Regions from separate parts of the Mus musculus genome. Here regions 2 and 3 are each linked to region 1. Evidence: chromatin loops called from intact Hi-C (ENCODE). Cell type or tissue: heart. All regions are shown on one strand.

Region 1 (8,000 bases):
CCAAGCGGTTACCCATAGTCATGCTGGGAAAAATGAGTCTCTCGCTTCAAAGATGAACAAAGACTTCACCAAAGAAAGAGGACAAGTACAGAGTATGTTCAACACCAAGTGTGGGGGAGGGGAGCTGGCTCAGGCGGTAAGAATGCTTGCTGTCCAACATGAAGACCTGAGATCAGATTCACAGTATCTACTAGAAGCTAGCTAGGCTTAATGGTGTGTACAAGGATCTCAGCGCTCAGGGGGCAAAGACAGGGATCCCAGGGCTGGCCAGCTGGCCAAGCTGAAACAGTAAGGTCCAAGTTCAGTGAGGGACACTGTCTCAAAAAACCAAGGTGGCGAGCAATAAAGGAACATGCCCAACAAGCTGACTTCTGCATTCCATATTCTCATACAAGTACACTGTGTATATATAAAAAGAGAAAAATAAAAATAACTACCGGACATCGGGGGTGATGCTTAGTGCAGAATACTTGCCTAGTGTATACGGTACCCTTTGTTCTATTGCTAGCCATGAAAAGGAAGGAAGGAAGGAAGGAAGGAAGGAAGGAAAAAAAGGAAGGAAGAACGGATGAGGATGGACAAGGATGGACAAAAATGCCACAGGGGAGGTAGGTGGGCATGGTAGTGCACCCCTTTAATCTTAGCATTAAGGAGGAAGAAGGAGACAGATCTCTATGAGTTCAAGGACAGTCTAATTTATAGAGTGGCAAGTTCTAGACCACCCTGTGCTACATAGTGATACTCTGTCTCATAATAAATAAATAAATAAATAAATAAATACTATAAGAGAAATTTTCCTCTTCAGTTTTCATCAAAGGAATAAAACCACAACAATTTATATTGTTTTGTGGTGCTAATTTGGCTTTTTAAAAAGTCTCTTAAAATCATAAAATTCTGTGCTGGCAAAGTTGTGATGAAATCAGTAAATATACTTAGGTACTGCTACATTGAAAAATAACACAGCCCTCTTGGAGATTGATGGAATAGCATTGATAGTACTAAAGATGCTACAGTCTTTGATGCTGGGGATTCACACTCTATGGTAAATGCTTTGTGCATAAAAGTAGTGATAACAGAGCTGGAGAAATGCTCACTGGGTAAGAGCACTTGCTACTCCTAAGAGGACCCAGGTCCCAGAATCTACATGGCACCTCACAACCATCTGCAACTCCAGTTCCAGGGGATCTGATGCCCTCTTCTGGTCTTCCCGGGTATTACATGGACATTATATTATATATTATACTACATACATGCAGGCAAACATAAAATATTCATACCCATAAAATAAGAATAAATAAAACATTTTCTAAAAGTAGCAATCAGGATATTCTCTACAACTCTAAAAAATATGGTAGGTTCAAAGCTGGGAGGAATTTCTCAGTTGGTATAATATTTACATTGCAAGCACAAAGGCCTGCATTTGCTCTCTAGGAATCACGAAACATCCAGGCAAGCCAGATGGTGATGGTACATGCCTTTAACCCCAGCACACAGGAAAGAGAGGCATACAGGTCTCTACTCTACAGAGTGAGTTCCATGATGGACAAGGGCTACACTGAGAAACCCTGTCTCAAAAACAAAACAAACAACAACAAAACAAACAACAATAAAATCAACATGGATTTGTAATCCTTGTACTGGGGAGACAGAGAAAGACATGCCCCCTTGGATTCATTGACCAGCTAGCCTCGTCTAACTGTACCTCCAGATCTATGAGACACCCTGACTCAAAAGAAGTGGGCTCTGTTCTTGAGGATGACACTCAAGGTTGTCCTCCAACTTCCGTATGCACACACATGTGTGCTTGCACACACACACACACACACACACACACACACACACACACACACACGTGCATTGAAAAATGTAGCTCTGTAAATGCCCTGTAAATACACTGTGATATGTTCACTTGAAGAAATAACTAAGCCATTAAAAATGAAAATGATCGCCGGGCGTGGTGGCGCATGCCTTTAATCCCAGCACTTGGGAGGCAGAGGCAGGCAGATTTCTGAGTTCAAGGCCAGCCTGGTCTACAAAGTGAGTTCCAGGACAGCCAGGGCTATATAGAGAAACCCTGTCTCGAAAAACCAAAAACCAAAAACCAAAACCAAAACCATGAAAAATGAAAATGATCAAGACAACATAGTGCCAAGGATTGCAACCTATTCCTGTCATCCCAGCACTTGGGAGGGAGAGACAGGGGGATTGCCATAACTTGGAGACCAGCCTGATCTACAAGGAAATTCTAGACCAGCCAGAGCTACACGGTGAGACTTGTCTCAAAAAGGCCCTAAACCAAAACACAGTGTGATAAAGAAACTTCAAGTGGCCACACAGTAAAAGAACAAAGTAGGAAGCAAGAATTAAACCTCTGTGTGATAGAATTGCAACTAAATACAACTTCGCATGGGTTGGGGCAGATACTGAGGCTGCTGACCCAGCATTTGATGTTACTGCCCTCCTCCTTATCCAAGAAATGTTGATTTTTCTCAGCCTCCCTCGCAGTTTTGGGTAGTTCTTTTACCTCTGAAGTGGAACCCACAGGTTTTTGTGTGTGTGTAGGGGGCTAGACATTAGGGAAAATACTTTTTTGTCCTGATAAAGTGGGTTATCACAGCCTCAAACATCAGCTCCTCCAAGTCCTCCACCCCCACCCTGAATTCTAGTGCGATGCCCAGAGTTTCAGTAGCTCTTGTGACTGCAAACTAGAAGCGTGTCCAAAGGTGATCTATCTGGGTTGATGGAGCAGCAATATTGGTATTATAGACTCTGAATTCCTGACACTGTGGAGTGGCTCCCCCCCCACACCCCCGCTCACCTACCAATGAGGAAAGTAAGTCCCCATTCACTTAAAGCACTGTGACAGATATAAATGGGTGGTGTCAAGATGTAGAGCCAGGTCGACTGTGATTCAAATATCATTTTCCATAATCTTGTATTGTGTGGTTCTAGGCAAGCCCTTCTGTGCTTTGACACTACGTCAGGTTTTTCCTTCTTACATTTATTTTTATTTTATTTTATTTTATTTTATTTTATTTTATTGAGTGTATGGTGGAAGAGTGAAAGTGTTTCAAAATGAAGGGAGGGAGGGAGGGAGGGAGGGAGGGAGGGAGGGAAAGAGGGAGAGAGGGAGAGAGGGAGAGAGGGAGAGAGGGAGAGAGGGAGAGAGGGAGAGAGGGAGAGAGGGAGAGAGGGAGAGAGGGAGAGAGGGAGAGAGGGAGAGAGGGAGAGAGGGAGAGAGGAGAGGGAGAGAGGGAGGCCTTTCCCATGCTGGGACGATCCATGCCTTGGGAAGGAAGGCAGCCAAACGTGTTAGTGTGTAGTCATTTGTGGTGTTTTATCCAAAAGACTTTGGTTCTGGCCTCCCATTTTATTCTCAAAGGGCAGTCTGGGAGCCCTCCTCCTCCATTATTGTTCCCCACTGTGGTGCGTGCGTGTGTGCGTGGGTTATGAAAAACAGAAGGCAGGAGGAACTGGCCGACCTCCTTATCGCTTAAGAGTTTTAAGATGTGCTCTTACATTTATTTTTATCTTTTATGTGTATGTATGTGTCTGTGTGAGTGAATGCCACATATGTGCAGGTATCTGAGGAAGTCAGAAGAGGGCGTCATATCCCTTGGAACAGAGTCACAGGTTGGCTGTAAGGCAAAATATGTGTGTGCTGGGAACCCAACTCCTGTAGTCTGGAAGAGCAGCAAGTGCTCTTAGCCACTGAGCCCTCTCCAACCCCCATATATCCAGCTTTTGATGGTAGACCCTACAGATATGGATGTGTTGTACTAACTGTAAAATAATAGTCAGGATCAGTCTCTGAACTGAAACCATATCTGTGGCCAGGTCTAGTGACGTCTGCTTGCTACCCAGAAGCAGGAGAGTGGGAAGTCCAGCGTCAGCCTAGGTTACAAAGCAAGACTGTCTCTCAAACAACAACAAAAGGGAAGGGATGAGGGGAGTCAGAGGAAAAGCACAGAAGAAGAGAAAAAAAAAAAAAAAAAAAAAAAGACCACAGAGTTGGAGGCCAGTGACCAGCAATGGTCTGAGGACAGCTGTACCCTCTCTGCGGCTGCAGGAGGTGGCGGCAGGTGGCGCTGGTGGCGCGCGGCTGAGAGGGGCGCGCGGTAGCGGGCTCTGGGGGAGGCTCGGCAGCCACGGCTGTGACTCCGGGTAAAAATAATCAGGGAAGGCCAGCTGCTTCCTTGTCAGCAACCAAGAGGGAAATAAAGCTCACGTCCCCTCCAGCGAAAACCTGCTCTCCTGGTCCCCTGGCTCCTGCCACCAACTGCTCGACGGCCGCGTGCCAATCCGGTCTGAAAGCCTGCAAGCCATCCCGGAGAGGCTGGTTCCAACTTCATCACTGTTTCTTGGACAGCACGAGGGCGGGGGGTGGGGGAGGCGGAGGAGAGAGCTGGGCGTCCCCAGCCACTGGCCAAGGCTTTTTTTTTTTTTTTTTTTCTTTCTTCAACCGAGGCTAGGGCTCCGACTGGGTATCTCCAGAAATGGGCAAGGTACCCCTCATTGTCCCCAAGTCCCTCCTCTTGGCTTTGCACGTTTTCAGTATATCCTACGTTTGCTTTTATCTCCCTGCATGGAGGTCCTGAGAGTCCATAACATTTCTGGTGCTAATGGTTCTGGAATCTAGTGCCCTTCAAGCAGAGGTACTGGTCTCTGTGAGGACCAGGGAAGTCTGGTAACAGAGTAGTGTCCCCTCTGTTCTTTCAACCCTCTCCAACACACTGAACCCCCTCCAGCCTACTAGGTCCTGAGCTGCTGCCTGGACCTCCAAACCTCCATACCCCCACATAAACCTGGCATACTAGCCCGTGCCTGTAATCTCAACCTAGAAGAGATGAAGACAGGAGGATCCGAAGTTCAAGATTATCTTATATAAAGAGAGTTCGAGGCCAGTCTGGGCTGTATGATAACCCTTTAAAAAAAAAGTTGCTCTTTTTTTGGTTTGTTTTTGTAAGAAAATAATGGGAGCTGAAAATGATGGCTTAGTGGTTAGGAGCACTGGCTTTTCTTCCAGAGGACCCAGGTTCAATTCCCAGCACCCACAGCTTACAACTATCTATAACTCCCGTTCCAGAAATTCAGCACGCTAATACAGACATACACTCAGGCAATGTACATTTTAAAAAAATACATAATTTCATATGTCACAGTTACTCTCAGCATTCAGTACATTAATTTGCTGTCTGGATCTGTCACCTCAGAGCAGGAGGTTGTACCATAGAGCAGAGTGGTGCCAGCTAACCCATCTGGGCTTGTGTGTGAGTACTGTGATGTCCACACAATGACAAAAATCCCCAAACGATGTGTTTCTCAGAACCCGCTGGTCTCCCATGTGAACGTGTGACTATACTCACAGGATGCAAATGCAATTTTAATTGATAAAATATTAAATAAGTGAAAAATAAATAATAGAAATTAAAAGCTGTTTTTTCCTGCCTTAGTCTTTTAGGGATAGTAGCCCTGTCCTGATCTGGGGAAAGTTGTGCATTGTCTACAGGGAAGCTAATTCTGGGCTCATGGTCCTAGGCAGGAACCCGGAGGGTTGTCTACTGATAGACTCTTCACCAGTTAGCCCACTGGAGACAGGCGTGCAGGGTGGAGTTCTGAGCCGGAGGGAGGTTTCTATTTCACCGGTTCAGTACTTTGGACATCTGATCCATTTGTTTCTGGCAGGTTTGTTTGTTTGTTTGTTTGTTTTTACATTGCCCCAGAGAAAGCTTGTCACAAGGACCAAGGGCTTCACTTCATCCCTGGCTGAATGCGGTGGAAGCTGTTGAGGTGGACATTTTGGAGGCTAAGTAAGTGGAGGGAGAGGGCAGGGAAGGTTTGGGGAAAGAGCCAAGGCAGAGGTGAAGGAGTTGGGGTGGCAGATCAAAGAGAAACCAAGTGGTCACAGCTGGAGCTGCAGAGGTAGGCTTTGACCCCAGTGTAACTCTAGGAGTGCCTGGAGGTGCTGGCTTGAATGTACTCTCAGGAGGTGGCCTTAGAGTCCCTGGTCCTTGTCCTCTTGACCCACACCTGTTGGCTCCAGTGACCTTCCCTGGAAAAGTCAGACTCATACCAGAGGGCTCCTTCGTGGTCTTAGCTCAGGAGCCCCTCTCCAAAACAGACTCTGTCGTGAAGGGAGAGTACGGGTGTGTGAGCTATTTGAAATAACTATTGAAGGTACCCATCACTCCCTACGAAGACAACCCACTCACACAGACAACCCACCTACCTCTGGAGAATTCCCCTTCTCTCTGACGTCTGGCCAGGACAGCAAACAGGTTGCACAGAATTCATCTGATCAGTCCCGAACCATAGTGTGATCTGTGCCTTTCAGACCTCTATCTGGGAGGCCTTTTGGGTGAGAAGAGCAGAGCCCCTAACTCTAGGGCTTCAGAGTTAAAAAGATGTGACGACAGGGGCCACTTGTGATCAAATAATAAAAAAACTTGAAATACAAATGAGACTTAGCACACAAACACACACACTTTTTAATGATTTAAAAAAAAAAGTCTGGTGATGGTCAATCCTAAGCACAGTGGCTTACGGAGGTGTCTGGGCGTTTGGCTAGGGGCTGGTAAGGAGCTCTGCCTAAAACAGCCGTAACATGGCGGTAGCTTCCTCCTCCTAGGTCATCCGCTCTCAGGATCCCACTTTGCGATTGCTGAGGACTTATGTGGATCCTGCTTTATGCCACCCCAGGGAAATGGAGAGGCTTAGGGAGTGTCTGGACCTTTGAGTACAGCGGTATAAATGAACAAAACAGGATTTGGAGGTCCTGTGAGAAGGCTCAGTGGGTAAGGTGCTTGCTGCCAAGCCCGATAACCTCAGTTTCATTTCCAAGTCCTACATAGTGGGGAAAAGATTTGATGCTGGATTTGTTTTTCTAATTTCACTGTGTGGGCCCTGGCACAGACACAGACACAGACACAGGCACAGACACACACACAGACACAGACACAGACACAGACACAGACAGACACAGACACAGACACACAGACACAGACACACACACAGCCACAGCCACAGACACAGACACAGACACAGACACAGACACAGACAGACACAGACACAGACACAGACACAGACACAGACACAGACACACAGACACAGACACACAGACACAGACAGACACAGACACACAGACACAGACAGACACAGACACAGACAGACACACAGACACAGACACAGACACAGACACAGACACAGACACAGACACAGACACAGACACACAGACACAGACACACAGACACAGACACACAGACACACAGACACAGACACACAGACACACAGACACAGACACACAGACACACAGACACAGACACACAGACACAGACACACAGACACATACAGACACTTGCACAGACACACACACCACAAAATAATAAATGTGATAAAATTTTATCTTTAAAAACCACAGGGAGCTATAGTGTGTCCCGAGCATCGGAACCAGCTGCCATATCATTGCTGGGCTTGGCCATGGCTCAGGAGAAAGCAATTCTGGCTGGTGCTGAGGCTGACAGCCTGACATGAAGAGGTGGGTCCTGGGAAGCCACTGGCCCCTTTCCTGACTTTGGACTCTCATCCATGAGGAGTTACAAGGACCACAAATAACCTAGAGCCACATACATGATGACTTTGAGGTCTTGTAGGTAGGAGCCTAGCAGGACTCTGCTGTGCCCTCTGCTCTGGGTGCTGCCTGCCTTCCCTAAGAACCTGGAGTATCTGCAAGTAAGCACTCACACTCAAAAAAGGTCCAGTTCCTCCTCAGGCTTTTCATGGGCTCCCTGCCAGCAAGGTAGGTTCAGGCACTCACAGGGTCACCCCTTCCACCTCATGATTGATTGATTGATTGATTGATGGATTGATTGATGGATTTGCCTTTTCTGTATGTCTGTGTCACACTTTTTTGTTTGTTTGCTTTCGTTTGCTTTTTATTTTCGGTTTTTGAGACAGGGTTTCTCTGTGTAGCCTTGGCTATCCTGGAATTCACTCTGTAGACC
Region 2 (8,000 bases), 730 kb after region 1:
AGTTGTTCTTACCTTTCAATATTTTAGGTAATAATCTACCAACATTTCAGTTAATAAAACTTTGAGATGCTCTTACTCCTAAGCTTTCTGGGTAAAAGAAATTCAGGTGTGTGCAGGAGCCTGACTCTAGGGGCCTATTTGTTCCACTGTGGGGAAAGGCCATTTTCAGCTCACTCATATGAGAGAAGCTGAGTGGGGCACACCGAAGCCCACATGATGGGGTGTGGTGTATAAAGGATTCCTAGAACTCGGATAGGGTAGTGACTAATTGCCCATGTTTCCATCTTGAACCCAGAAGGACTTGAGCAGCCTTAAGACACTACACTCAGCACAGATGAGGAACAGGGAAACAAGACTGGAATGAGTACCTGTGACCAAGCACAGGCCCTGTGACTCTATATATATCATTTGAATGGGGAAGCCTAGAATGGACCTGAAGTCTGTCTTTAGACTATTTCAATTGTGGAAAATACAAGCTTTGTTGTTGAGACCATTGCCAGTTGCACAGCTGAGGGATGGCTGCACTCACAGGACTACACAACCCTCACCCTGAAAGTTCTTATAATCTCCCATTCCAGTCAGCTGATCCTGAAAGTTCATTACCAGGAACTTCCTGTCTGTCTCCTGCAGTACTTAGTAACCTCTAATCTACCATCTATGTTCCCACTGATTTTTTTCTAGAAGTAGAATATCACTGTGTTTGTCCTCCTTTGTCTTAATTCATGTGACACAAACTCAAAGTTTATCAAACTTGCAATAGATATCAAAATGCCATCCCTTTTCAAGACTGAGTTATAGTCTGTACATGAACAAACCCCATTGTGTTTTCCCTTCATCTGTTGACTATTCACAAATGTTTCCTACAAACCTGGACTTCATAAAGGTGAGTAGTCTCACCTCTTGGCTCCTGTGACCAATTCTATGGCATGTGCACAAGCATGATGCCTGGTGTGGAGGCGCTGTCTCGTGGTAATACAGTGTTTAACATTGTGCTTTGAGGGGCTCAGATGGACTTTATACAGAGATGCTTCTCTGCTGAGCATCCCTGTCACCGTGGAACTCTTCACAGAACCCGTGCTTTTGTTACATGCTTAGCAGTAACTTTATGAAGCCCAGATTTGGGAAAGGCTTGTGAAAAGCTATCTTGTTTTCCCACCTGTGGGCAAGCAGTCTGGGAATTACAGCCTGAACCACCAGCCTAAGCCAAGGAAGTGCCCTAAGAACACGAGTTCAGAATAGACTGCACTGGGCTCCCCTCTCTCTTTCTCTCTCCTCCCTCTCCCCTGCCTCTGTCTGGACTACTAGTCATCTGAATTCAAGATCATGTCCTGAGAATGGAGTAGGGAGTGACACTCCCCTCCTGGCAGTGGGCTCTCAGAGCCACCACAGCAGCTCTGTGACTCTAGGGAGCTGAGGAGGTCACAGCCTGAGGGCAAGCATGGCTGTGGGTACCTGGCTTTGACTCTCTCATCTATTAGTGGATGCATTTGAAAGTCCTTCCACTCTTGAGTCTCACAATTCTTATCTGTAAGTGGAAATAGCACCTATTTTGTATGAATATTGAGAAAAATGTTATGCATATAAAACGCCTACACAGTGCCATGCTGATAAAGATACTGGCACTTTCCTGGATGACAGGGAGGTAAAGTGGGAAGAAGAGAGAAAGGGACAGCTGCACTCTAGCACAATGGCATGTGTGTGCAACAGGGCACCTGTAGCCATTCAGAGCACAGAGCCCACAGCCATTCTGACTCCACTTTTGAGCTAGCAGAGGAAATACATCTTTTATCTCAAATTCTGTGTGCCAAAATTGAATAAAATCTCACATTAAATGATTTCCTTTAATAAGCATTTGCTATTTGTTCATCTGTCATTGCTCCCAGCACTTACAGGTAGGTGTAGTTCAAGATAAGGACAATCATTTTTTAAAATGAGGACAGTCAGTTTTAAAAATATATTAAAGAAAATATAATTGGAACTTTTAAAGAGAGAGAAAGCTTTTGCCATTGAGGAAAGGACTGTGGTTCACCAAATCAGCCACAGCACAGACACTGGTACAGTTCTGGAGGCTTTGTACCTCAGACTCACACGATGAATCTAGAAGTAGATTGCCCAGTTGAAAAATGTAAGCCCCCAAGTGTGAGAAGATGTGAAAAAGTAAAATGTAGTAGCGTGTTACAGGTTGTCTCAGCAGAACACCAAACCCTCACTAGATTCCATTTGATAATCCTGCCTCCTTTCTCATGTTGTTCCTTTAGAATGAGTTTGACAGGCCTGGTGTCCCTCACGTAGCATCAGTCCATGTTCAGCCAGTGACTGTTAGTGAGCATATGAATGGCTAATGCCTGCTTTCTATGCTTGGAGTGGTGGTCATATTTTAGTGTAGCCACTTAGTTTTTTGTTTTTTGTTTTGTTTTGTTTTGTTTTGTTTTGTTTTGTTTTAATGTAGCCAGGCGGTGGTGGCACATGCTTTAATCCCAGCACTCAGAAGGCAGAGGCAGGCTGATCTCTAAATGTGAGGCCAGCCTGGACTACATATTGAGTTCCAGGACAGCCAAGGCTACACAGAGAAACCTTGTCTTCAAAACAAACAAACAACCAAGAAAGTATCCCCTACAACATCATCTGAGGGTACACACACAAGCTAACACACACAGCAAGCATATCAACATAAAACAAAGGCCTGGCCAGGCAGCTGTTTGGAAACTGACCAGAGTCATTTAGGATCTGGAAAGGATCATGTGTAAAGTCATCGTGCAGTCTGTATTCTCTTCTAGGTTATGTGTGCATGAAGAGAGCTTGACCCCAGGATTGGCTGTGACAGCAGTAAATGTATCTTTATTGGAAGTAGGAGCAAGCATAGGTGGTTACAGTTACCATGTTTAAATCAAACAGTTTAATTATATGACCTTTTGCCTTTTCAATGAAACCCTGAAAAGGAAATCTTTCTGATTCGTTTCCAATAACACCTAACAGTCTGCCTACATAGCCAGGCTGTGAGCTTCTCAAGTGCAGGACAGCATACCATTCTTTCCTACACCTGCATACAGTAGAGGACTGTAACATTCATGGAGCCATGGTGTTTGTGGTAATAATGATAAGTAGAAGAGAAAATGGTAGATCCCGATCCCCCCCCCCCCACACACACACACACTAGGCTTCCAAGCACATTGGTTTTCTAGGGGCCAGGTTGTTGGATACATTCTGCAGTAGATAATGACACTACAGTCTGTCACCACAGAGACCTGGTCAGGAGAGCATGAAGTGTCATGTTTGCACAAGTGTCCCTGACACAGAGCCTTCTCAATACCTAGGACATTCTCATCAGCTATCCTTTGAATGAATGAATGGTCCTAGCTCTTATAATCTCACTTTTTGTTTGGGATCTGCAAAGCAGTTTTGTTACATAGATCATTAAGACTTAAAGGAAAATAAAAGACTAGAACATTTATTCTGTTGGGGCTTTTAACGTACTACAGTCCCTTTGTTGTTTTTCAGTCCCCATGCAGAGAGTCAGATAGCCCCATTTTACTGACAAGAAACCGAGGCTGGGAAAGATGGCGTCACATTTGTTTTCAGAATGGCAGAACTGGGATCCAACCCCTCCATGTGCCTAACTGTGGGGGCAATGCACTTTGCTCTGCACACGCTCCACAGTGGGGGTGACCATATGGTCTGTGTTATATACAGTTTGGGGGCCTTTCTGAAGAAAAGCGAGTTGGTTTTCCTCTTAGGAGTTAGTTCCTCTAATCTGTGCAAATGTTTCTTGACAAATACAGGTTAAAATAACACCATTTATAAACTATTCTGCAAAGGGGAAATGTCAAAATTTTATATATCTTTTTAAAAACATTCCCTTAATAAATAATTTTAATTGCCTAATATTTTGTTGTTTAAATATTTGATATTTATAGTGATAATTGGATGAATAAGTAAAACACGAGTTTGAATACAGCCTTCCTCCTCTGTTCCTGGGCTGACACCTAGTGGTGGGAAGCTTTCTCACGGTAGCATTAGCCCATGTTTTTCATGGCTGTGTTCAGGCAATTTTAGGATTTTAAAAAATCAATTATTCTCATCATAATAAAAGTAAGTACATTCATAAAAGTTGACTTAGTAAAGATGCCTGTAACAATAGTTTTTATTTTAATTTGTAAATTAAATTTTTAAGTCAATTATTAAACCTTGATAGTAGAAAGTGCTACAAGCATTTGAAATGTATGACCCTCTGATGACCCTGGCCAGCTACCCACCCTGTCCTACACGCTAGCTGTTGTGCTGTGACAAATCAGACTCAGTCACTATTCTTTAGAACACTGCAGGGGAGGAGGCAGGAAATGAGCAGAGAGCTGCGGTCAGAGGAGTGGAGTATTGTGGAAGGTAGCAGGGATTTTCATGGCTGTTGGAAACAGGGGCACAAGGAAAGCTTCCCAGGGAAGGTGGCACCTGGATGGGAAACCCTGGAAGCAGGAAGGAAGCAGAGCATGCAGAGAGTCGGGGCCTGAAAGGAGCGTGGCATTGACAGGACGGAGTGTGACTGCGGATGAAGATGTCTGGCTAGCTCCCAGCCTATAAGAAGGCCAGGAAAGAATGCGCCCATGATCTAGCACTTCTAGCAGTGTTCCTTGAAGAGTTGGAGGTTGATAGGTTTCTAATCCCACAGACTTTGGAATGTCCATGACACCTATACAACTGTATTATATATTTATAGTGCACCTTATAGAAGCCCTGCAGCTCAGAAAAGAACAATGAAAGGTTAATTCTGCCTAGCCCAGTACTTTTCAGAAGCCCTTCCCTCCCCTGCCTGGCTCTTACTCCTCATGGCAGTTTGGGGGAAACAGTGTGGCTGATGTGGAGTGTGCAATTAGGATACCAGCTGTGTTCTTCCTACTCCAGTCCTGTCTGTGAAGCTTGGAAAAGGACAAACAAACTCATTCTTTTCCCAAAGCTTTTGTTGTCTGATCAGTTTGGGCCAACAGGTGATATTGAGACCCAATTCCCAGCCATCACTGGGCTTTCATAGCTTGGGGCCATAAGCTATGCTGTTTGTTCCCTAGGTCCGGTAACTTAGTCACATGTCAGGTTTTATCCTGGACAACAGAAAGGGGTAATAATACAAAAAAAAAAAAAATGGCTGAACACATTACAGAAGAGCTGTGACTCAAAGTGGCAGAGGGAACCTAGAGACCAGCAGTGGCTATGGTGCTGTTCCCAAAGAGGAAGACCAGTTGACTGGATTGAAGCATATAATTGAGATGAGACCCCCAGAAGCAAGATTAGGATATAGCACCTGCAGAAGCAAGGAGAAGCCTGGCATAGTGGTCTGGGTGCCAGAGGGGGCTGAATCACACAAGGACAAGCCGTTGCTGGGCAGCCTATCTACACTGGTAGTAAGAGTGGAGTAGCGGCATGCAAGCTTTCCCTTCCTGTGCGTCCCCCTCCATGTCTCACTGATGCTTTATTTAAGCAAAACCAGGTGAGCAGCAGACCCTGTTAAATGGCAGGTTGGCCATGTCTATGCAAAGCAGAGCAGGAGTATAGGGGCAAGTTTCAACCAGACACAGACAGTTGGCTATTTATGGACCCTCTTCCTTAGCAGTTAATACATGGTGAGTAACATAATGTAGCCCCTTGGGTTTTCATTCGACCTGATGCAAATCCAGACTCTACCTCTTCTACCTGTGTGGCTCCAACAAGTTATCATACCTTCCTGAACCCTGTTTTCTCAATTATAAATTAAGGAAGCGAAAAATACCTTCAGGCCTCAGTGATCTATGTCTGGCTTGTTCCTACCTCATTATGAAACAAGAGAGAGATATCTCAAATTTCTTGGGGCTGACCCAGTGCTAAACATAATGTCAGAAACCTGCACATGTTGATTGACTACCTCCAAACTTCAGTGAATTTGCTGGCATCTATTGCCTAGCAATGATCAGTGAGCAAATGTTCAATTTGTTATTGTATGTGGCCTCCTCCTAGAGGCTGGCAGGTAAGGAAATCTTATAAAACATACTCTGGGTAATCCATCCCAGTGTTAGAGAAGTTCTCTGTATGTATTATTGAAGCCATTTGGAACAAGTTAAAGAAAAATGGGATTCTGGGAGAGCCAGCGTTAAAAAGCTGTGAAGCCATGAGCACCCTCCCCCCAAAACCACAGGATTTTCATTTGTTAAGTGGGGCTAAGAATGCCACTGTCATAAAATTGCTTTGAGAATCAAATGCAACAGCAGATGTAAAGTCCCAGTCCATGTTCTTCCCTGCTTGCCACAAGAAGCCTTTTATCCAGCGATGCCCAAATCACCAGCAGTCACATTCCATGGAGGCGTGGCGGGAGTTTGGAAAGCCTTTAGCTGGAGATTATTTTATGTTTGGTTTGCTGGTCCCTGTTAGTGATGTGACCTGGCAGGTCTCCACTCAGCCCTGTTCTATCAGTGCACAGCCCACTGGTATTACACATATGCCACTTGCTTAGCCTCCCTTCGCCCATTCTCCTACTGTGCGGCATTTTTGCTCTCATCTTCCAGCATTAACAATGGCATGGAGGGAGTGAGGTTGTCCTAAACAAGTTCCCATCATCTAGTCCTGAAGGGAACTTTTATACTGAGGTGACTGGTGTTACCCTTCATGGACAAGTGTCAAACAAAAGTAGCATGAGAGAAAGGCACTTGATGCTTATGGGTTTCTACTGTTTTTCAGTTGTTTATATTTTCTTGGGTAAATATGCAGTGTTATGCCTGATATGCTAGATATAAAACTTGAAGCATGGAGTGTTGGAATCACTTAAACAAGTGGGAGCAACTGTTTTCAAAGGCTCTCCTCTACACACCTTCTTCTTGGTGCTTGGATATATAATAGTGAGCAAAATAAAGTCCCTGAGCTAGGTATGCACATCTATAGTTGAAAGTACCCCAGAGGCTGAGATGGGCAGATCCCTTGAGCTCAGGAATTCAAGGCCAGCCTGGATAATAGAAGAAAGATCCTACACATACCCAAAATAAATTATATCCAGCCTTCAAAACTTATGTATTCCAGGAAGGCATAGGTAGGAGCAATGAAAGTGAGTAAGGTATGCTTTAAATCGCAAAATGTACCCAAAAAAGCAAATGGAGTAAGAGACTGGCAAAAATGCCCAGGTGATGAGGTAGCGGCTGGGAGAGAAACTGGAACCTAGTGTGTCTGTGTCTACGATGTTGCAAATGCTGCTTGTGGTCTTGGTGATGGTTTCCAGAGCCTGGCATCTGTGCCCTCCTGTGGAGTGAGCCTTCAGTCCGCCACTTGGAATGTTATTGTTTGCCTCTGTAATATTTGTGTCACTGTTGATGGTCAAACCTTGCAATGCCAGGCATTACTGTAGTGCACAGAGTTCAAAGCTGGGTTGGATGTTGATGACCTTTCTCCAACATCCTACATAAGCTGCCTCTGGCATTATGAAAGCCATCAGGGAAGAAGCTTCCTATAGAGTACCAGCTTGATTTTTCCGTGTCTTGTGACCCGAGTAATATATAAAAATTTCAAAAACACAAGTTGCCCTAGTTTGCTTTCTATTGCTGTACTTAATGCCATGACCAAAAGTATCTTAGTGAGGAAGGGTTTATCTATCCCAGTCATAGCTGATGATTGAGAGAAGTCAGGGCAGAGACTCAAGAACAGGAGCCATGGAAGATCACTGCTTGCTTACTGCTTGCTCGCCATGACTTGCCCAGCCTACTTTCTTACCAAGGACCACCCTGTTCAGGGCGGTCCCACAATGGGCTGGGACCTCCTAGTAATCAAGTAATCAACCAGTAGTAAAGAAAATGCCAGTCTGATAGAAGCAGTTCCTCAGTTGAGAGTTTATTTTCAGATATGTCTAGGTTTGTGTCAAGTTGACAAAATCAGTCCAAAATTAAATGCTGGTAAGATCTTTTCTGTGCCCTTTATACGTAGAAGTCATTTTTCTGGCTAGAAACTGTGGCTTATACTTCCTTGAGTATTGTCTAAGTGTCTCTAAATCTGGCAAA
Region 3 (8,000 bases), 840 kb after region 1:
CACTTCCATATGAGAGTGGGGACAGATATAGCCATGTATTTATTCGGCAAATGTTGACCAAATGTCTGTTGAGTGGCAGGCACCTTTCTAATAACAATGACAACCACAGCAGTATTTACTGCTGTTAGATTCCAGACAGTAACATTGGCCTGTCTACAAATCTTGCTGAAGTTCCACTATGTACCAGGCACCTCACAGGATGCTAAAAGGATTAAGACTATCTGCAATCTATCTTCTTACAGGCACCTCCCCTCCTTCCTTTTGCTATTGATAAAAGGGGGCATCTCGATCACAAAGAAGCAGGCAAGCATTTCTGGAGCTCACACTCTGTGCAATGTCCACACCAGTGTGTTACCCACACCCTGTGGTTAAGTCTTAACAATAGCTCCGTGGAAGAAGACAGCATGTTTTGTGGAATGTTCTTGGCCTTTACCACATCTCTGATTTGCCAAAGACGTCTGAGCTCAGACTGGCCGCTCCACAGGAAAATCTTTGGTTTGGTCAGACGTGCGCAGACCTGAGGGTTCCATGAGACTCTATCGAGATTGGTCTTGTATGCAGCCAGCCTCTGTAATCTTGTTCCTAAGCCATTGTTTTGTGTCGCCCACCAGTTGCTGGGGGGCGGGAGGGTTGTTCTGAAGAAGGGTTGTTGTAATGGAGTGTGGGCACTGTCTTTCTCGTCTGTCAGCCAGTGTCTCATTGCAGCTGCAGAGAATGCATGCTCCCTATACCTGCTGCAATGCTGGCTCATCTGCATGAACAGCAGGAGCCACAGAGAGACATTCTCAGCTCTCTTCCCAATCTCTGTGACATTAGAAGTGGTCAGAGGTGATGGTACCATACACAAAGTCACATAATACTGATTAGACCAAATGAGACTCATTCTAAGAGTACCCAGAAATTCACAGCCTAACATCTATCACGGGCTCTGATGGGACAAGGAAGTGGGCATCCTTTCCTCTGTGGCTTCACTATTGTGGCAGCTCAGAATAACCCATCTACCCACAGTGTAGTAAGAGGTGAGTGTAGGAAGCTGCCTGCTGCCCTCGTGTGCCCACTGCCACCGTAAGCTGTGCTTTGTGCAGCATCCACTTTAGCCCTACTGGAAGACAGGGCATACGGTACCCTGAGAAGCAAGTTGGCTTAGCTGGGCACTCTGTGGAGTTGTCAGTTGCTCCCTCCTTCCCTTTAGAGAGGAAAATAAGTATCCTGTAATTCAGCTGTAAAAAAGTATTTTGAGTGTGAGTCCCCCAAACAAATGTGAGTGGAACCTCTTTGTTCCACACACTGAATTCCATAAATAGGGTGTTGCTGTTCTGCCTCCCATGTTGTTCACACCTCAGTCAGCTCTCTGAGAGGCCACTGGGTCTGCAGATGAGGAGAGCCTTTCTGGCTTAAATTCCAGAGAGCATATATATCCATATGCTGTATGTTAAGTGGTGGTGTTTACGTAATAACCAGGAGACCATGGTAGCCCAGGCCTGGAGAACCTGTAACCAAGCCCTCTGGGGCTGTTTACCCAAATGTTCACAGTGGACCTGTGGGGCCTTTTTAACTCACTCCTTCTTGGGGATTTCCCCATGTTCATCCTTAGGTACGGCCTCCTCGTCCACATGTCGTCAGGAGACCCAAGAGCAACATCACTGTGGAAGGCAGGAGGACATCTGTCTCAAGCCCTGAGCAGTGAGTACTATTGCTCCCTCTCATCTCTCCCCAGGAACCCAATGAGCCAGAGCTTTGTGGTGACCAAGCATGTAGCCCCAGCCTTCCTCTTGGAGGCTCCTTTGAAATGCTGAGCAGGTGTTAAATAAGGCCAGACAGGGAACTTGGTCATTGGTGTCAGAGTCTGAGCCTCTGTTGTCACATCAGGAACCTGGGCTGTGCTTTGAGTGGTGCAGCTCAAAGGCAGTCAGCCACATTCCAAAGGAAGCCCCAGGCCTCTTAACACTGAAGAGTCCACAGGTGAGAGTAAGCTGCCTTGTCAAAGAAGCGTTCCTGCAAGGCCAAGCCCCATTGTAGGCTTACTGCTCTTCAGTCTCCACGGCTTGAGCTTATCAGAAAGCATCCTCACCATTGCTCTCTCCTCAGCCATAGCACCTGTGCTATTAGGCCTTTCCTTCAAACTTCCCCCTGACCTAGAGGACCTCTGGACACCCTGTGACCCAGCCTAGAGCCAGCTTCAGTAACATCTTGAGTGGCTGTTAGATAGATGGGAGATGGAACCTGCAAGCTGTAGACAGTTCCAACCTGGAGAGAGAAACACTATTTCCCCTTGTCCTGGTATGCATAGCCCTAGGCTCAGCTATTCACCAGCTTCCTTGGATATCTTTAGAAATACTGTAGATATCACAGATCCATCTTGGCCTAGGGTGGTTTGAGGACTGAGGGGGAAAAACTATTCTTTGTGTGAAAGGGAAGAATGCCTCTCTTTGCAAAGAAGTGGTGCCAAAATAGAAATGATTCCAAAATGTCAGGCTATGGCCTACCTCAGTGTACTTCATTTCTCCCATAATCCTCTGCTTTATAGATCCAGCCTTCCTGAATGGTAAAGACCATTCAGGGAGAACACCAGAGTGGGAAAATATATGTTTATTTCTGGAGATGCTTGGATATGTGAGATTTTGAAGAGGGGATACCTGAAGTGAGGGCATATTTAACTTGGGCTCTACACATTGCTGTGGTGGACATAGTGAGGGACATCTCCTTTGCCGTGGCTTATGACTGCCCCCTTGTGGTGAGAATGCTGCATGGCTCTGGGTTTCCTCTTGCCTTAAAGATTTCTCTTGGAGGGAATGGAATTAGCCACCTCTTCATAGCTGATCTAAGTGTCCTGGGATAGAAACCACGGACCTGTAGCTATTGAGTCTTAAATTAAGGATATCCTTGTATAACACACGCACACATCCCAGACTGGCAGCAGTCCACATCCTATGGAAACGCATTCCCCACTTTGTGGTCCTGATTAGAGATTGGACTCACCACCCACATTTATTTATGCTGTTCCTGTTCCAAACCCAGTGACAGGAGTAATTCTTTAGTGTGTGCAAGAAGCTGGCTGTGTCAAGAAGGTAGCTCTTCCTGGTAATTGCCCTAGCCCGGTCGGCATCACTTCAGTATTTTCGTGTAATGTGCCTGTCTTAGATTTCTTTCCAGAAAGCATCAAGTTGAGATGAACTGGGCAAGAGTGTGGGGGCTGGTTCAGAGGGCTGGCAAACACAGTGACAGGAATCAAAAGACACCTCACTGCAGCTCAGACTGGCCAGCGGGTAGCAAAGGATGTTCTAAGACGTCATCGCTAGGGTTTCTCTTCACATTTTCTTAATGAGGAAGAGGCGAGGCTGTATTCTCATCATGCCAATGACATTTCTGGTGCCACCCGGGTGTTTTCCTGCATCTCTTCCATGCTGCCATCCTCTACCCCCACCCATGCTCCTCCACTTCCAAATGCCATGTCACAACAGCACTTGGATGTGTTTCTCTCAACTGTCACCAGCTCCAGCTGGCAAGACCAAGTTCTTGAAACACAGGAAGCATCCAGCGGAAAATATTTTAATAAAACAGACTCCTCAAATATTGTTCTGGAAGGGAAGGAAAACAGCGCCACCAATCTGTCAGCTCCATGTTGGGAGAGTTGGAAGGAGGGGCTGGGAGGCAGGAGCCAGCATCTAGTGGTCTTTGTGGAGGGTGGCTCCTGGTGGTACACGTGGACTCAGGGCCTGCCCTTTGAACCACTGTGACTTGTCTTGAGTCCTAGTTCTTTATCTCTGCTGAGGATATCAAAGTGTACTGGGCTCTTAGAGGGTTTAGGCTGCAGCTGAAGGGGTGACTCCTTCCTGCCTGTCCCTGAATTCCAACATACTCAATAGTTATCTCTATTCAGCAAGATGGAGCCTTTTAGGAGTTGGGCACTCTGAGGCCCACCAAGCTCCAGCAGTAGCCAGCAGCTCTCAGCTGAGATCCGTTGCTTCCTTTCCTGCTGACACATTTCTGCCCATTGCTCCCTATCTGCATCCATATGTGCACTCATTCAGTAGACATCTCTGAAAACCTGCTAGGCACACATCAAGATGCCGTCAGAGGGATTCCCATGCTGATTCATCTGTTGACTTACATCTGCCCAATCTGAGAGACCATCTCAGAATGATAATATAGAGAGCAGTAAGAGAGGACATCTGAGGTTAGCATCTGGACTCCACACATGTACCACCGAGGCAAGGGCCTATGACCACATTGACATCCAGGTGTCCCCGTATTCCCTATTAGAAGGCTGCAGTGGGATCAGGGGCGGTAGTCCTCACTGAGTGGCTAAGAATATAGGGGGACATCATCTGTGAATAGCCCCTGATTCATCTTCATGGTCCTGAGGTTAGAGACTTGCAGATGGCAGTGGACCTAAAGTGCCCTGTTCTGACCACCTACCCTCTGAGCTCTCTAGACTGCATGGCTTGTTTCTCCAGTCACATGCAGATGTGAATTCTGCTGGCCACACCTATTAGTTAAGTTTCCTCATACTAAAGAAGAGCCCAGATTCAACCAACCACGGAACCGTAAGCCTGCTCACCTCTCCCACCAGATCTCTCTTTTTAAGCAATTTTGCTTGTCAGAATGGTGCAAGTGGCCTTAAAGACAGCCTAGAGGTCAGGAAGGAGACAAGTTCACTCTGATCACATGACTTTGACTCGGCCACACATAAGTATTTGTGTACAGTGCCCTCCAGGCTCTGCCTAGTTATCTTTTTGGAGCTCCTTAGTCTTTGATATCCAATTGTACAGACTTGTCCCTTGTATCTTGATAACTCCTGTCATTTGTGACTACAAGCATGTGTGTGAAGGGGAGTGTTCCTTCTTAACCTGTTCCTATACTATACTTTTAGCTTTTGTTCCCAAGATTTCATTCATTAGAAAAATGCCGGGGGCTTAGAGATGGCTCAGTGGTTAGGAGCACTGACTGCTCTTCTCATAGTCCTGAGTTCAAATCCTAGCAAACCACATGGTGGCCCACAATTATCTATACTGGGATCCGATGCCCTCTTCTGGCGTGCAGGTGTGCATGCAGATAGAGTACTCATATGTAAAATAGATAGATAGATAGATAGATAGATAGATAGATAGATAGATAGACAGATAAATAAATAAATAAATAAATAAATAAATAAATAAATAAATCTTCTTTTAGAAAATGAAGGAAGCTGCTGGGGTAACGCCCCTGCTTGCTGAGAGTCCTCTCATTGTATGTCGCTGTAAGACATGGAAGTGACAGCACCGTCCATGGAAGGCTGCATGCTAGGTTGGCACTTTACACATGGCAGGTCACTACATCCTCGTGAGAAATTGGGAGGTAGGGGACTTGAGCTGTGTTTTATGGTAATGGCTGAAAGTTCAAGAGGTTGATCCTGCCCTTGGTCACATAGCTAGTTAGTAGCACCACTGGTTACACAGCTAGTTAGTAGCAGAGCTGAGCTTCAATTCTACCTCTTGAAAACGAAACCAGTACACCCATCAGTGCTTCGAATATGTCTGTCCTGTCCAACTTAGTGGACAGGAACCACACTGCCTCATCCCTTGTACCAGATCTGCATCCCTTGGGTTCTGAGCAGCCAGCAGCACTGGAAATTCTCTAGGTGGGAACAAGTGCAGGTGTGCCAGCCGCATAGACAGTCTGCACCGATTGGAGCCCACACTGCTGAGTGGCAGCAGTGCATTTGTCTCAAGTGTGCTTTGTGGCCCCTGTACCAAAGCCTCAGAAGGTGAAAACGGATTGGAAGCCATTGCCAGAAGCATTTTGTGAGGACCGTGACCCAAGTCTGCATCTCAGAACACTTCCTCTTGTGTCGCTGTACAGAAGACAAGCTACCCTAGCACTATGGACGTGCTTCACATCCGTCAGTGTCAGATGTCAAAGGAGCCAAGCCCTTTACCTCCTGTATAGCCCAGCACTACCCCAATGCTAGAGTTGGTCATTTGGACAGAGGCCTGGTGCACAGGTGGACTTCCCCATGCTCAAGGTGGCATCCCAGTCTGCCACCTTTGAGGTGCCAAGGCTTCACTTCCTGACAGTATCCAGAGAAGCCACAGTCACATCCTAAATAGGGGGACACATGACCTACCATTCCTCCTCACCTCTTCAACAATGGCCAGTCAGCCCCCAACACCCTGACGGTTACATCACATCACAGACTTTCTCCCTGTGCCCGAGCCCAGAGTGTGAGCCTACACTGATAAATTTCCTCTGGATACACACTTGAAGGCATTTGTTTGTAGAAGCATACATGTAGACAGACACACAAACACACACACTCACACTTATGCGCACACGCACATGGACATGCATATACACATACCTGTGCTCCAAGCTTCTCCAGGGAGAAGTTATATACCTCAACCTTGACTTTGACTGCCAAGCCAGTGCTTATCCAGACTTCTGCTCAAAGGTGTCTCCCGAATGGAGGGATGTAGGAATTGGTGAAGGCAGATGCCTGCCACTCATAGTCCACTAACCCTGGAGATCAACCAGGTGCCAGTAAACAACCACAAACACCTAATGAACATTTACTGTGTGCCAGGTGTGCGTGGAATGTAACTGTGAGGCTGCTAGCACCTCGCCTCCTCTGACCCTGCAAGAGCTGGAAGCTGCCACCAGCCCAGCAGCAAGTCTCTAGGATGCCAGCTGGGCCTGGGCCCCAGGGGGCAGGGGCAGCTGTCTTGGTGCTACCCCCTGGCAGGCTGCCAATTCCCACTGCCTGAGCAGCCAGAAGTCCAAACACCTCACAGAAGGTCACAAACCCAATTAGCAGAGTGAGAGGCCCCTGACCTGACTCACTGCCCTCCCCAGTGGATTCTGGGTGGTAGAGACAAAGAGAAGCCTGAAGCCAGATGAGGCACTGGAACCAGGATTAGAAAAGCAGGAACCAACAGAAGCCCTCATCCAAGAGTGTGTAAACTGGCGGTGTTGCCACGTCCACCTCTACCCCCACTTGACAATGGCTAATGGTGACTAGAGACAGCAGTAGTCCATTTGTTTCAATGGCTATTTATGTGACTGAGTGCAAAAGTCCAGTCAAGAAAAGCTGCGCTCACGTGACAGCATCCTCCACACACACACAGGGAAGCCATTTCCCATCTGCTGTCACTACAGGGGAAGCCTCTAGGAGTCAGCCTCCAAAGGCTGTACCACTTAGCTGAGGCCTCACCCTGGCGTAATAGCTTGTTGGTTAACCATCCCGAGCCCAGCCAGGACAGTGTGAGCCCCTTTCAAATACAAAGGAGCCAACCCACTAGCAAGTGAAACAACTTGCCCTGGGACTGACCGAGTCACACCCCTAGGACTGCCAGTGCCCCATCTCCTGCCTGCTGCTGCCATGGTCCTCAGGCAGGCATGGTTGTCCTAAGGGCAAAGGGCTGAGATAGGTGTCTCCATTCTCCCTCCCGATCTCCACTTTCCCTCCTACACAGACCCCCAAAGAGTAACAATGTCTTATTCCTGTGTGTGTCCACCTGGTAACTTGGCAAGGACCATCTCAGGCCATGCTTAGACCATATGTCAATGCCATGCAGGCATTAGAGAATTCTGTTGGAAGAAAGGATGGCCACAGTGGTTGCATTAGTGGAGACTAGAAATGTCTCCTGTTCCTGATGCAGCCCAGCCACCTGGCCACACATCACCTCCGCCTACCCAACCATCCATCCTTGTGCTATTCTGAGGCCACCAACCCCAGGTCCTCCCTCTCCTGAACACCCCCATCCTTGATGCTCTTAGATGCATTCCTGGCCATCAAGCTACACTTACTCTGCCCAGGATCAAAGTGCGGAGTCTATACCATTGTCCAGGGATCCTCATCGGAGAGTCTGTGAGCCATGGGTACCCTGATCCTCAATCCCTGACCCCTGATCTCCTAGTAGAGCCAGTCTCCAAGGGAGTGGAGTGACCTGGGTTCTTGCTGATGACAGTAGGAATTATCACAGGCAGCAGAATACCCTTGTTCTGATGGTGACTGGTGATGG

What was found. A loop is a pair of places that touch in the nucleus more often than their neighbours do. Peaks named below come from ENCODE experiments on the same cell type or tissue, not always from the same donor. Only the 100,000 strongest peaks of a DNase experiment are listed, where the experiment ranks them.
Region 2: it touches region 1 in a loop (17-fold over the local background); 6 of 42 quality-filtered maps call a loop at or near these places.
Region 3: it touches region 1 in a loop (13-fold over the local background); 8 of 42 quality-filtered maps call a loop at or near these places.

The regions. Positions count from the first base shown.
Region 1 is chr2:38,654,776-38,662,775 of GRCm38, reverse strand. No RefSeq gene overlaps it. Among named protein-coding and RNA genes, the nearest start is that of Gm36744, 13 kb to the left of the region's middle. In heart, CTCF peaks have their summits at 1,191 (motif pointing left) and 4,086 (motif pointing right); a DNase peak (open chromatin) is centred at 4,185; H3K4me3 peaks cover 753 bases; H3K27ac peaks cover 349 bases; H3K27me3 peaks cover 564 bases.
Region 2 is chr2:37,921,940-37,929,939 of GRCm38, reverse strand. All of the region lies in intron 13 of Dennd1a (DENN/MADD domain containing 1A), which reads left to right. Among named protein-coding and RNA genes, the nearest start is that of Crb2, 150 kb to the right of the region's middle. In heart, a CTCF peak has its summit at 3,987 (motif pointing left); no DNase peak of the experiment used is centred here; H3K27ac peaks cover 310 bases.
Region 3 is chr2:37,810,599-37,818,598 of GRCm38, reverse strand. It overlaps Dennd1a (DENN/MADD domain containing 1A), which reads left to right. Exons shown (of 23, transcript NM_001362973.1): 20 at 1,595-1,683. Among named protein-coding and RNA genes, the nearest start is that of Crb2, 38 kb to the right of the region's middle. In heart, no CTCF peak of the experiment used is centred here; no DNase peak of the experiment used is centred here; H3K27me3 peaks cover 341 bases.